2 separate regions of the Homo sapiens genome follow, and region 1 is linked to region 2. Evidence: read pairs that join two places in POLR2A ChIA-PET (ENCODE). Cell type or tissue: IMR-90. All regions are shown on one strand. Each heading gives the region's core, and the rest is flanking DNA. Links, peaks and the distances in the headings are about the cores only. Region 1 overlaps LNX2 (ligand of numb-protein X 2). Region 2 has its middle 160 kb from the start of USP12-AS1.

Region 1 (5,379 bases), core at 183-5,182, 610 kb after region 2:
TAAGAAGAAATACAGACAGATTATGTACACCTGGGAATCAGTCTAGCTAACAACTCTACACCTTCACAAACGAAATATGTAAGGCCTATCTTATAGTTATTAAACACACAAAAATAACTTTTAAAAGGAAAAGCTAAAGTTGTTAGAGAGGTAAAGTAACAAGTATACTTACAGTCCCAGTGAGACAGCAAACTGCTAACAGGAACTAAAGAAAAATATTAAAAATGACATCATGTAAAAATACAGAAAAATTATTTCACTCAGCATTAGAAGAGGAAGGCCATAGATTGAACCTTTGGGAAAACCCATATTTAAATGAGATGGACCAGCCTGAGTAGATGAAATTGAACAACTAGACAGAAGGAGATTATGAGACAAAGAGTGCAAACTTAACTAGGGAGACAAGCAGTCAACAACAAAAAGTGACCAATAGTGCAAATGGCCACAGAAAGGGCAAATAAAATAAGGACCAAAAAGTGTTGGTAGACTTGGCAATTAGAAGGTAACCTCAGAAAGAACACTTTCACTGATGAGGGCAAAAGCCCAGATTATACTACAAACATTTCTTTTAACATAATATATGCATTCTAGAAAAACTGCAACAGGGCTTAAAGGAAAAAAAGAGTTGGGGTAGACACTCAAAACCGTGTATCGGGGAATGGGAAATGGCTGTTAATGGGTATTGGGTTTCTTTTAGGTATGCTGAAAATGTTCTAAAAATTGGATTGTGATGATGGTCACGTAATTCTGTGAATACACTAAATAGCACTGAATTGCACACTTTAAATAAAGTGAATTTATTTAAAGTGGGCAATTTACAATGAATTTATAAAATAGGTGAATTTGATGATATGTGAATCTCAATAAAACTATATTTTAAAAAAAGTATTAGGGAATGAGTAGATCAGAGCAGACTTGGGCAGATAAAAGCTCATGAATACAGACAGCTCAGAGCCATCATCCCTCAAGCTGCAAATACTTGGAACTGAAAGAGAAAGGAAAAACTCAACATTTGTGGAGTGCCTAATTTGTGCCAATTACTTACGTAACAACCTTTATATACATTATTTCATTAAATCCTCACAATTACTCTGTTATCCCCATTTAAAAATGGGAAACTTGAGACTTAACCAACTAAGCCAACATCACACAGATATTAAATTGCAGAGCCATAATCCAAACAAACTCAGATCTAATTTCAAAGGCTTCTAGCTTCTGTTCTTTCCAGTGTATCATACTAAATTCATTCCTATGGTATTCTTTTTCTAGGCCTTGGGAAAATATAAATTGAATTTCTTCTAAAAATTTGTACCTAGAAACACAATCACAGAACGTTGGGGCTAGAAGGGTATTAGCGATCATTAAAAAACAGAAATCACAAAAATAAAAACCTATCCATCTTTGGAAATGGAACATTTAAGAACACAAACTGAAATTGCACTGGGGGAGGTGACTTGGTTTATTCAGGCAGGTGACTCAGTGTAGCAGGAGACTAGTACAGAGGATATCAAAATTAAACAAAAACAATAGAACAGAACAGCATGTGACATCTAATTAGATTGAGGTAGGCACATGCTGAGACCATACAGTGGAGCTCTGAGATGGTGGGCTGCTGAGGCAGTGCAATCTGCCATGGGCTGAGGGCTGCACCTCCTGAGGGAGGGATCTGTACATGTAGGTGTGTTTTTTAATTTTCTTAAATAAAACCAAAATGCTCTTGCAGCAGCCAAGACCCAAATAGGGATTTTTCCTTTCCTGCTGAAGGTTGTTCTTCTATTCCCACTATTCTGGCTCTCCTCCTAAGGGAAAAATTATATATGGACTAATTTGATTTATGCTACAGTGACATCATTCCCTGATAACAACTGCATATGAGCTAGTTCACACTAGGAAACACATGGTGCAACAACACACTATATTATTGTCAGTAATATTAGTATTAATAGTGGGGGTGGTGGTAGTGCAGTAGAAACAAAATAAAACAATGCATACTAACCACTGCACAATGCCAGGTATTTAATGACACTGAAAGAATGTGAACACCTTAGAATCAAGAAAAATGATAAAAATAGCTAGGGAATAAACAAAAATTAATTCAAGTCATGTCAGTGAAAATGGTGAATTAAGAATATCTGAAAAGTCTCTCCTCCATAAAAGCAGTAAGAACACTGGAAGAAATTGTCAGAACCAGCCATTTCTGAAGTGTGGAAATTAGCCAAAGAATTATAGCAGTAGGGAGAACATTTGTTCAAGAAAAATGGCTGACTCTCAGTAAGAAGAGAGAGCTCTGTGGCATTTGAGTTTACCCTATTTCCATCCTCACCTCCCCAGAATATTGGAAAAGCAACAGCCCACATCACAGTGGAAATCAGGAGGCTGGCAGACACTGGAAGAGCAGACTGGAGAACCTTCAAAGCCCTATTCCCAGAGATCTGTTATTAACTGACCTGTCTATGGTTCCCCTCTTGTGTGCTTGTCTTTTTTCTTCTTTTTTTTCCCCCTATACTTGTTTCCTGTATGACTGTGTGCCTGTCTTTACTTGGCTTGACTCAGAGCTCACCCAGGGCAAACTTCCTTTTCACTGGGGGCATTTGTTAAGCATTGGTTAAAAAAAAAAAAAAAATCAGAGGTCATTGCTGAAGATTGTGGCTGCCTGAAGACAAATACAAGGCTAACCAGAATGTTTACAAGGAAGAGCCAGGGAATGACACGTCCACAGAGGTTCAGCTATGTTCAGGGCTGTGTGTGTAGGCTAAGGTGGAGCTGTCAGTGGCGTGAGTGTTGAGGGTGTGGCATGCCCCACCATGCACACAGAACCCCCATGGAAGACGGGGAGATTTTTTTAATCTCAGGCATTTAAAGAATTCTCTGTCCAATCATTAGCTGTCCAGTACACAAAATGAGCAGAGACTTTACAGAATTAGTTCATAAGAGTCACATAGCAAACAAACAAACAACAACAATAACAAGTCCTCAGGAAGGAGAAGAATCTAGTTTTCTGAGTTGCCACATTATATTATTTAAAATGTCCACTGTTCAATACAAAATTAAGAAACATGCAAAGAAACAAGTACAGCCCATTCACAGGAAAAAAAAAAAAAAAAGCAGCCAACAGAAACTGTCCCTAAGGAAGCCCAGGCATTAGCTTTATCAGACAATAACTTACATCAGCTATTTTAGATATGTTCAAAGAAGTAAAGGAAACCTATCTAAAGAACTAAAGAAAAATATGAGAATGATGTCTTATCAAAAAGAAAATATCAATAAAGAAACATTAAGTCATAATAAAGAACCAAACAGAAATTCTGGGGTTAAAAAGTTTAATGAAAAAGAATGCATGGCCGGGTGCTTTAATCCCAGCACTTTGGGACGCCAAGGCGGGTGGATCACTTGGGGTCAGGAGTTCAAGACCAGCCTGAACAATATGGTGAAACCCCGTCTCTACTAAAAATACAAAATTAGCCAGGTTTGGTGGCGCATGCCTGTAATCTCAGCTACTTGGGAGGCAGAAGTGGCAGTGAGCTGAAATTGCGCCATTGCACTCCAGCCTGGGGAACAAGAGCAAAACTCTGTCTCCAAAAAAACAAAACAGAAAAAGAATTCACTAGTTCAACAGCAGAATTGAATCAGAAGAAAGAACTGGCAAACTTGCAGATAGGTTTATTGAGATCATCCAGTCTGAGGAACAGGGAAGAAAAAAAAAAAAAGAACACAGCCTCATGGTCTTGTGGGACACCATTAAGAGAATAAACATATACATAATGAGAGTTCCAAAAGGAGAGAGAGTGAAAGGAGTAGAAAGAATATTTGAAGAAATAATGGCCAAAAATCTTCCCAAATTTGATGAAAAACATTTATCTACACATCCAAGAAGCTTAATAAACTCCAAGTAGGAAAACCACAAGATATACACACTTAAGACACCTCATAATAAAACTGGTGAAAGCCAAAGATAAGGAATCTTGAAAACAGTAAGAGAGGAACAGCTCATCACAAGGAAAGGATCCTCAATAGTATCTGCTGATTTCTCTTCAGAAACCATGGAGACTAGAAGGCAGTGGGATGACATACTCAAAGTTCTGAGGGAAGGAGAGACAGAGAAGGGGAGAAAACTCTCAACCAGGAAGTCTATATCCAGCCGACTTCAAAAATAAAAGAGAAATTGAGACATTCCTAGGTAAAAACAAAATGTTTGTTGGTAGCATGCTTAACCTGCAAGAAACACTAAAAGAAGTCCATCAGGCTGATGTGAAAGGACACTAAACAGTAACTCAAGTTCATGTGAAAAATGAAGAGCATCAGTACAGTACTGAATTATTTGGTTTGTAATTCTTTTACTCCTATCTGATTTAAAAGAAAAACATATAAAGCAATAATTCTGTGTTGATGGGCACATAATGTGTGAAGATACAACTTGTATAATAATAATAGCACACAGGAGGGGAGAGAGAATGAAAGTTTTTGTATACTACTTGTGATGGTTAATTTTATGTGTCAACTGAGTGGGCCATGGGGTATCCAGATTAAACATTGTTTCTGAGTGTGTCTGTGAGGCTGTTTCTAGCATGTGAATCAGTGGACTCCATAAAGTATAAAGTAGATTGCCCTCCCCAATGTGGTTGCATCATTCAATCCTTTGAGTGCCTGAAGAAAACAGAAGGTGGAGGAAGAAGAAATTCATTCCTTATTTTCCTGCCTTACTGCTTGAGTTGTGACATCTCATCTCCTGCCCTCAGACTGGGATCACTGGCTCTCCTAGTTCTCAGACCTTCTGACTGAGAAGGTCTGAATTATGCTACTGACTTCCCTGGGTTGCCAGCGTGCAGAGAGCAGAACGTGTAATTTTTCAGACTCCTTAATCATGTCAGCCAACTCCTCATATATTGGTTCTATTTCCTTACAGATCCCTGACTAATTCATTAGTGAAAATGAAGCTGGTATTCATTTAAAATAGACTGCTATAAACTAGGATGTTAATTGTAAGCCCCAGGGTAACCACTAAGAAAATAATTTTAATTAAGAGAAATGACACGGGAATTAAAATAGCATATTAAAAATATTTAACACAAATGGAAGAAATGGAGGAAAAAAGAAATAAGACATATAGAAACAAACAGCAAAATGGCAAATGTAAAGCCTACCTTATCAGTAATTACATTAAATTACATGAATGAAACATCCCAATAAAAAGTCAGTGACTGGCAGAATGGGCTACAAGAAACATAATCCAACTGTCTACAACAGACACACTTCAGATTCAAAGACATAAATAAAGCAAAAGACAGAAAAACATAACAAGATATGACAATTATAAACAGAAATTGTACCAAACAATGGCCCCAAAATACGTAAGTAAAAAATGACAAAGAGAGAAATAGA
Region 2 (5,379 bases), core at 99-5,098:
GTCAGGGCCGGTGTCTCCAGGCCTCAGTCCTCCAGCGGAGGGTGGGGACGGCCACAGAGATGGGTGTGGCTCCACGCATGACTCTGACCCTGGAGGATGGCGGGGCATCAGAATCAGGCACGATGGCTCCATGTTGCAGAAAAGAAAGTGCAGCTTGAAGGTTAAGGGGTGACGTCTGAGAGTGGGAGCACCTCCTCCTACAATCTTAAATCCACTTCCCAAGGGGAAGAGAAACCACTCACTAGTGCACACTGGACACAGGGCCAGTGAAAGGCTCATGTTTTTATGGGAAAGCAGCCTTTTAGAGTCTGTTTTCTTCCAGATGAGGTATATACAGAATGAGGAGCCCCAGGGAGAACTGCAGGCAGATGTCTGGACACTGAGTGTAGCTGTCCCGCAGGGTTGAGGCTCTGTCACCACCCTGGGTGAACAGGTGCTGAGGGCTCCTCCTGGCACCACCAACAACTTAGAGTGTGGCTAATGGGCGAGAAAGAGCCTGGGTGGGGGGTGTGGATATCTTACAGGGAGAGGTTCTCTTGGCTTCTTTGGTTGAGACCTGTGCTCTGTTTTCTTCTCATCTTCCTTAGAGGTTGTGTGGTCAAGGTCAAACCCAGACCCCTGAAAGTCATGGGGTCAGTGGTCACATTTTGGAAAATCCTGTCTCCTGGAAAAGCCCCCACTTTACAAATGTGGTTTGATGGCCAGTGACATAGGGTTGTGCTTCCTGAGAGCCTTGGGGAAGGCCATGACCTTCCTAGGCCTCAGTTTCCCCACCTTCAGAGAGACCCATCAGGCTCAGGATGCCTGGGATGACACCTTGGCATGAAAGACCCTGACACACCATCAGGATGAGCATCTCGCTGTCTCATTTCTTCCCCTCAGCTCCAAACAATATAGGAAGGAGAGAATGTTATTGCCTTTCTTACTAATCGCACCAGTAAGTACTGCAAAGGGCTTTGGAGTAGAATTAGGTAAGAAGAGGTTATCAACCATACAGACACAGGCCTGGAAGTGCTCGGAGGCTGTGCGTGTGCCAGAGAGCAGTCCTTGGGAACAGTTGAAGAATAGCTCATTCAGACAACAGGTAATTGGTTGAAATAGGTTTCTAAACGGCATCAAATCCAGAGTGAACTTAGTGGCTGGAGGGGGTGGGGGCAGGTTTTTTCCAGAAAACCTTTTATTGAAATATACATACAGAAAAGTACAAAGATCACAAGTGTATGGTTTGATAAATTCCCACCAAGTGAACCTGCCCATGTAACCTGTACCTATAGATTTAAAAACAGAGCAGGGCCAATACCCCAGAAGTCCCTTTCTACCCAACCCAGGTAACACCATCCTGACTCCAAAAACCACAGTTAAGTGTTGCCTGTTTGGGGATTTCATGTAAAGAGAGTCGTACCGAAGTTCTCTGTTGTGTCTGTTGCTCTCATTCAGTGTGATGCAGGAGGGGCTCATCCGTGTGGCTGCTCATGATTGTAGCTCATTCATTCACTCTCATTGCTGAGTGGTATTCCATTGTGTGACTGCAGCACATTTTATATGCCCATTTTACTTTTTTTTTTTTTTTTTTGAGAGAGAGAGAGGGTCTCACTCTGTTGCCCAGGCTGGAGTGCAGTGGCATAATCACAGCTCACTGCCACTCTTTCTAACTCCTGTGCTCAAGCCCACCTCAGCCCCCAGAGTAACTGAGTCTACAGGTGCACCCCACCACACTCGGCTAATTTTTTTTTTCATTTTTTGTAGAGACAAGGTCTTGTTATGTTGCTCAGGGAGGTGAGGTCTCAAACCCCTGGGCTCAAGTAATCTTACTGCCTAAGCCTCCCAAAGTGCTGGGATTACAGGCATAAGCTAATGTGCCTGGACTGCCCACTCTACTATTAATGGATGCGTATTTTGTTTACAATGAGTAAAATACACATGCATGTACTTTTAGTATGTGCTCAGTTTTCGTTTAATACAAAGTGTGAATGGCCTTCTGGAACTTCTCATGGGGCGGGGAAATCTTGAACCGTAACACAGCTTGGTATGCACACGTCACATTGGGAATCAGCTGGTTTCGCCTTCCCTGGTCTGATGGCTTAGATTGGTCTGGGCAGGAAAAGCCAGGCCATACATGTGGAATTGGCAAATTGCAATGCACACATTTCTGTTATATGCACATCGGGATCTGGGACAGGCTGGACACGATGGGGTCTGCAAGGTTCTTTTTCTCTCTGAGTTAGGCAAGCCATGAATATGAAAAGGGAATGTTTGTATAGTATCGACTTTCACTTAATGAAAATAGATACAAATGCAGGGAGAGAAAGAGATAACATGCTACTAAAATGCAGGCCAATGACTCTTAAAAATATCACAGCTCCCAGCAAGTGGGTGGTAAATGTGGCTGGCAGAGATGACGTGTGTCTGGGGACAGGTGGAATGCAGGGTTGAGGAGAGTGTTCAATGCGGGCAGGACTGACGGGAGAAGGGTGCAGGCACTGGTGTTGCTGGGCTGAGCTGAGTCACTCATTCCCCAAGGACCCTGTCTGCGAGCAGGAAGTGCCAGATGGGGAGGCACTCAGCAAGTGGATGAGGACAAGCAGCACCACTGCCAGCCCCTCTGCAGCATGACTGCACCCCAAAGGGTGCTGCTGGAGGCTGGGGAGGGTTCACCTGAGCCTCCGTCTCTCCATCTCTGGAAGCTCCCTCACCTTTCCATGTAATAAGCAGAGTGACTTCCCCATTCCACGTGTGTTGCCCGGCTCTTCTGGCCCAGCCCAACCTCTGAGCCTCAGACCAGGAAATGTGAAACCAGGTGATGTGCACCTATCAAGTTGTGTCATGGTTCAAGACTTCCTCACTTCATGAAAAGTTCCATAAAGGCCCTCCTCATTCTGTGTTAAATGAAAAATGAGCCAGTGTCCACAAGGAAGGGTGCCTCTTTTTAAAAATATTGCCATGATGGCTGGGCAAGGCGGCATGCTCCTATAGTGCCAGCTATTCGGGAGGCTGAGGCGGGAGGATGGCTTGACAACAGGAGTTTGAGGCTGCAGTGTGCTATAATGGTGTCTGTGAATGGCCACTGCACTCCAACCAGGGCAGCATGGCAAGACCCCATCTCTCTCACACACACACACACACACACACACACACACACACACAGAGATACACACACCCAGAGATGTGTCTCACCCTCAGCTAAATCCAAATATTCATGGTGATGTTAATATCACGCACTCAAAGTAGCCCAGAAAAGGGGAAGCAGCAGTCCCTGGAAGGTTAGGTGTTCTACTGAGAAGCCCCCAACTTTCCTCACACCCCACTTTAACCTTTCACTTTGCTTTTCTAGATGAGAATGGGCCTTGCAGCCACTGGGAAAGGCAGCAAAGCCCAAGAAATTAATATCCCCATGAATATCTGGAGTTGACTGAAGGTCAGAAGAAATGGGTGGCAGAAGAAAGAGAAAAAGAAACATTGACAGATGGAATCCCTGCCAGGCCACTTTCAGTATCAAGAAAAGTGATCAGGTGGCAGAGCAATCCATGGAGGCTTCAGACTGATGCCCAGTGACAGCTGACTGCAAGCAAAGTCAAAGTGGTTAAGGCCACTTAAATATACTCCGTATTCACGAGTCCAAATTAAATACTCCCTATTCACATCCAATTTAAACCTGCATCCCCTGCGTGGGCGGTGGATGTAAACGCTGAGAAAGCCAAAGCTAAGTGTGGCCCCCTGCCAGGCCAGCTGCTCCCTCTGTTCTCAGCAGCTGCTACTGGACCTGGGAAGGTTCCAATCTGCTCCCACTGGTGGGAAAGACCGCCCCGCTCCTGGCGTCGGGGAGGCCCTGGAGCTCTTCTTTCCTCCTGAAAGTCCACGCAGCACGGTCGCTGGGAAGGCAGGGAAGCCCAAGAAAAGCCCATTCTGATCTAGAAAAGCAAAGTGAAAGGTTAAGGTGGATATGAGGGAAGTTGAGGGCTTCTTAGTAGAACACCTAATCTCCCAGGGAGCTGCTGTTCCCCCTTTCTGGGCTGCCTCGAGTGTGATTGTTAAGTCAAATTGGCCCCATCCGCTCCTTGGCTGAATTTGCCCGGATTCTCTCTGGAACACAGGACTCAGCACCTCCACAGATGCATCTCCCCTGACAGTTCCATCTGCACCTGAGCCCTTCGTCAAGTTAATGGGTCACAGGCGCTCTAACTGGACTCATGCTGCTGTGAAGCACTGCGCATGTCTACCGCAGGATACGGACCACCCTCGTAAATATCCCAGGCGATGCTGAGGTACTAATGAGCCTGCACTTGTGCCCTACACCCCTTTACTCTAGGGAGAAAAAAGACATCTAACTCATCCAAGTGGGCCTCCCAGCAATAGCTCACCCAGTTATTTTTTTATGAGATTGTTATCACCAGCAGCCCCAAGATTAATAAAAATGGAGAGTAATAAAAGAAATCACAGGGGAAACTGATGCTATCAACTATGTAATAAAAGAGAGGAAGCAGGCTTCGTTTGTAATGACAAATTCTCCTTGTCTCACCAAGCTCAGAAATAAAGCCCCGAAAGAAGGGTGTAGTAGGGTGTAGTACGTGGCTTCAGATGTGTGGACACACTAGCGCCAGGTAAATATCTCTCAGTGGCATTCTCTGCTCTGTGCAAACCAGAGAGCTCCCTTCCACGAGAATTCGAGGGTAGTAGAAGGAAGAGGTCTTCTGTCTAGTCTATGTCTAAACTTCTCACCTACCCCTAGACAAGGGTGCTACCCTCCTCACCACCACCCTCTCCTTAGCTTACAGCAGTGGTAACCAAGGCCCTGGAAGTGCCTGTCTGACGTCAGCTCCATGGCCTTTAGCTGGGGGCTAATGTCTGGGGTCCTGCAGCTGGCCTTTTCTGCACTTGACCCCAGCCACCCTTTCTCCTGTCTCCTTAAGGAAGCCAGCAGAGCCCCAGCCAAATCCAAGTCCACAAAGCCAACTCGGAAGCAACGCACCAGCATCCTGTCCTGTCTCCAGGCTCTCTGGGCGGGTTCTCCCTGAGCACTTCCAGATGGCTTCTGTTTGCTCCTCTCTTCACTAGATCTGCACATGTGGCCATGAGAAGGCAGCCGGGCTGGCGCTGGGTGAGGCTCAAGGGCAGTGGGATAGGGGGAAGGAGGAGGGGAGGACATGTGCAGGAGACTCCCGGGTCCCAGCTCTGTTCCTGTCTCCTGCCTGGGACCCTGAGCTCCGCAGCTGGGGTTTGTATCAAGGAGAGCTTGCTCTCCACTGCAGAGTGAGAGGCTCACAGAAGAGCCACGACGTGGACTCCAGAGCATGGTGGGGCCTCTGTGTCTCCCTCACTGCGCACAGGAAGGGAAGGAAATGGAGGAGAATCACCTTTCTCCTTTTCTACTCCACAAACGCT

The links. ChIA-PET counts read pairs that join two places held together with the same protein. Peaks named below come from ENCODE experiments on the same cell type or tissue, not always from the same donor. Only the 100,000 strongest peaks of a DNase experiment are listed, where the experiment ranks them.
Region 1: POLR2A ChIA-PET joins it to region 2 with 6 read pairs; 1 of 35 experiments calls an interaction of 5 or more read pairs at or near these places.

The regions. Positions count from the first base shown.
Region 1 is chr13:27,570,837-27,576,215 of GRCh38, forward strand. The region is part of intron 2 of LNX2 (ligand of numb-protein X 2); the gene reads right to left. Among named protein-coding and RNA genes, the nearest start is that of LNX2, 47 kb to the right of the region's middle. In IMR-90, for the core only: no CTCF peak of the experiment used is centred there; a DNase peak (open chromatin) is centred at 2,635.
Region 2 is chr13:26,962,439-26,967,817 of GRCh38, forward strand. No RefSeq gene overlaps it. Among named protein-coding and RNA genes, the nearest start is that of USP12-AS1, 160 kb to the right of the region's middle. RefSeq lists an enhancer at 5,208-5,379. In IMR-90, for the core only: no CTCF peak of the experiment used is centred there; DNase peaks (open chromatin) are centred at 2,453 and 3,703; H3K27me3 peaks cover 890 bases.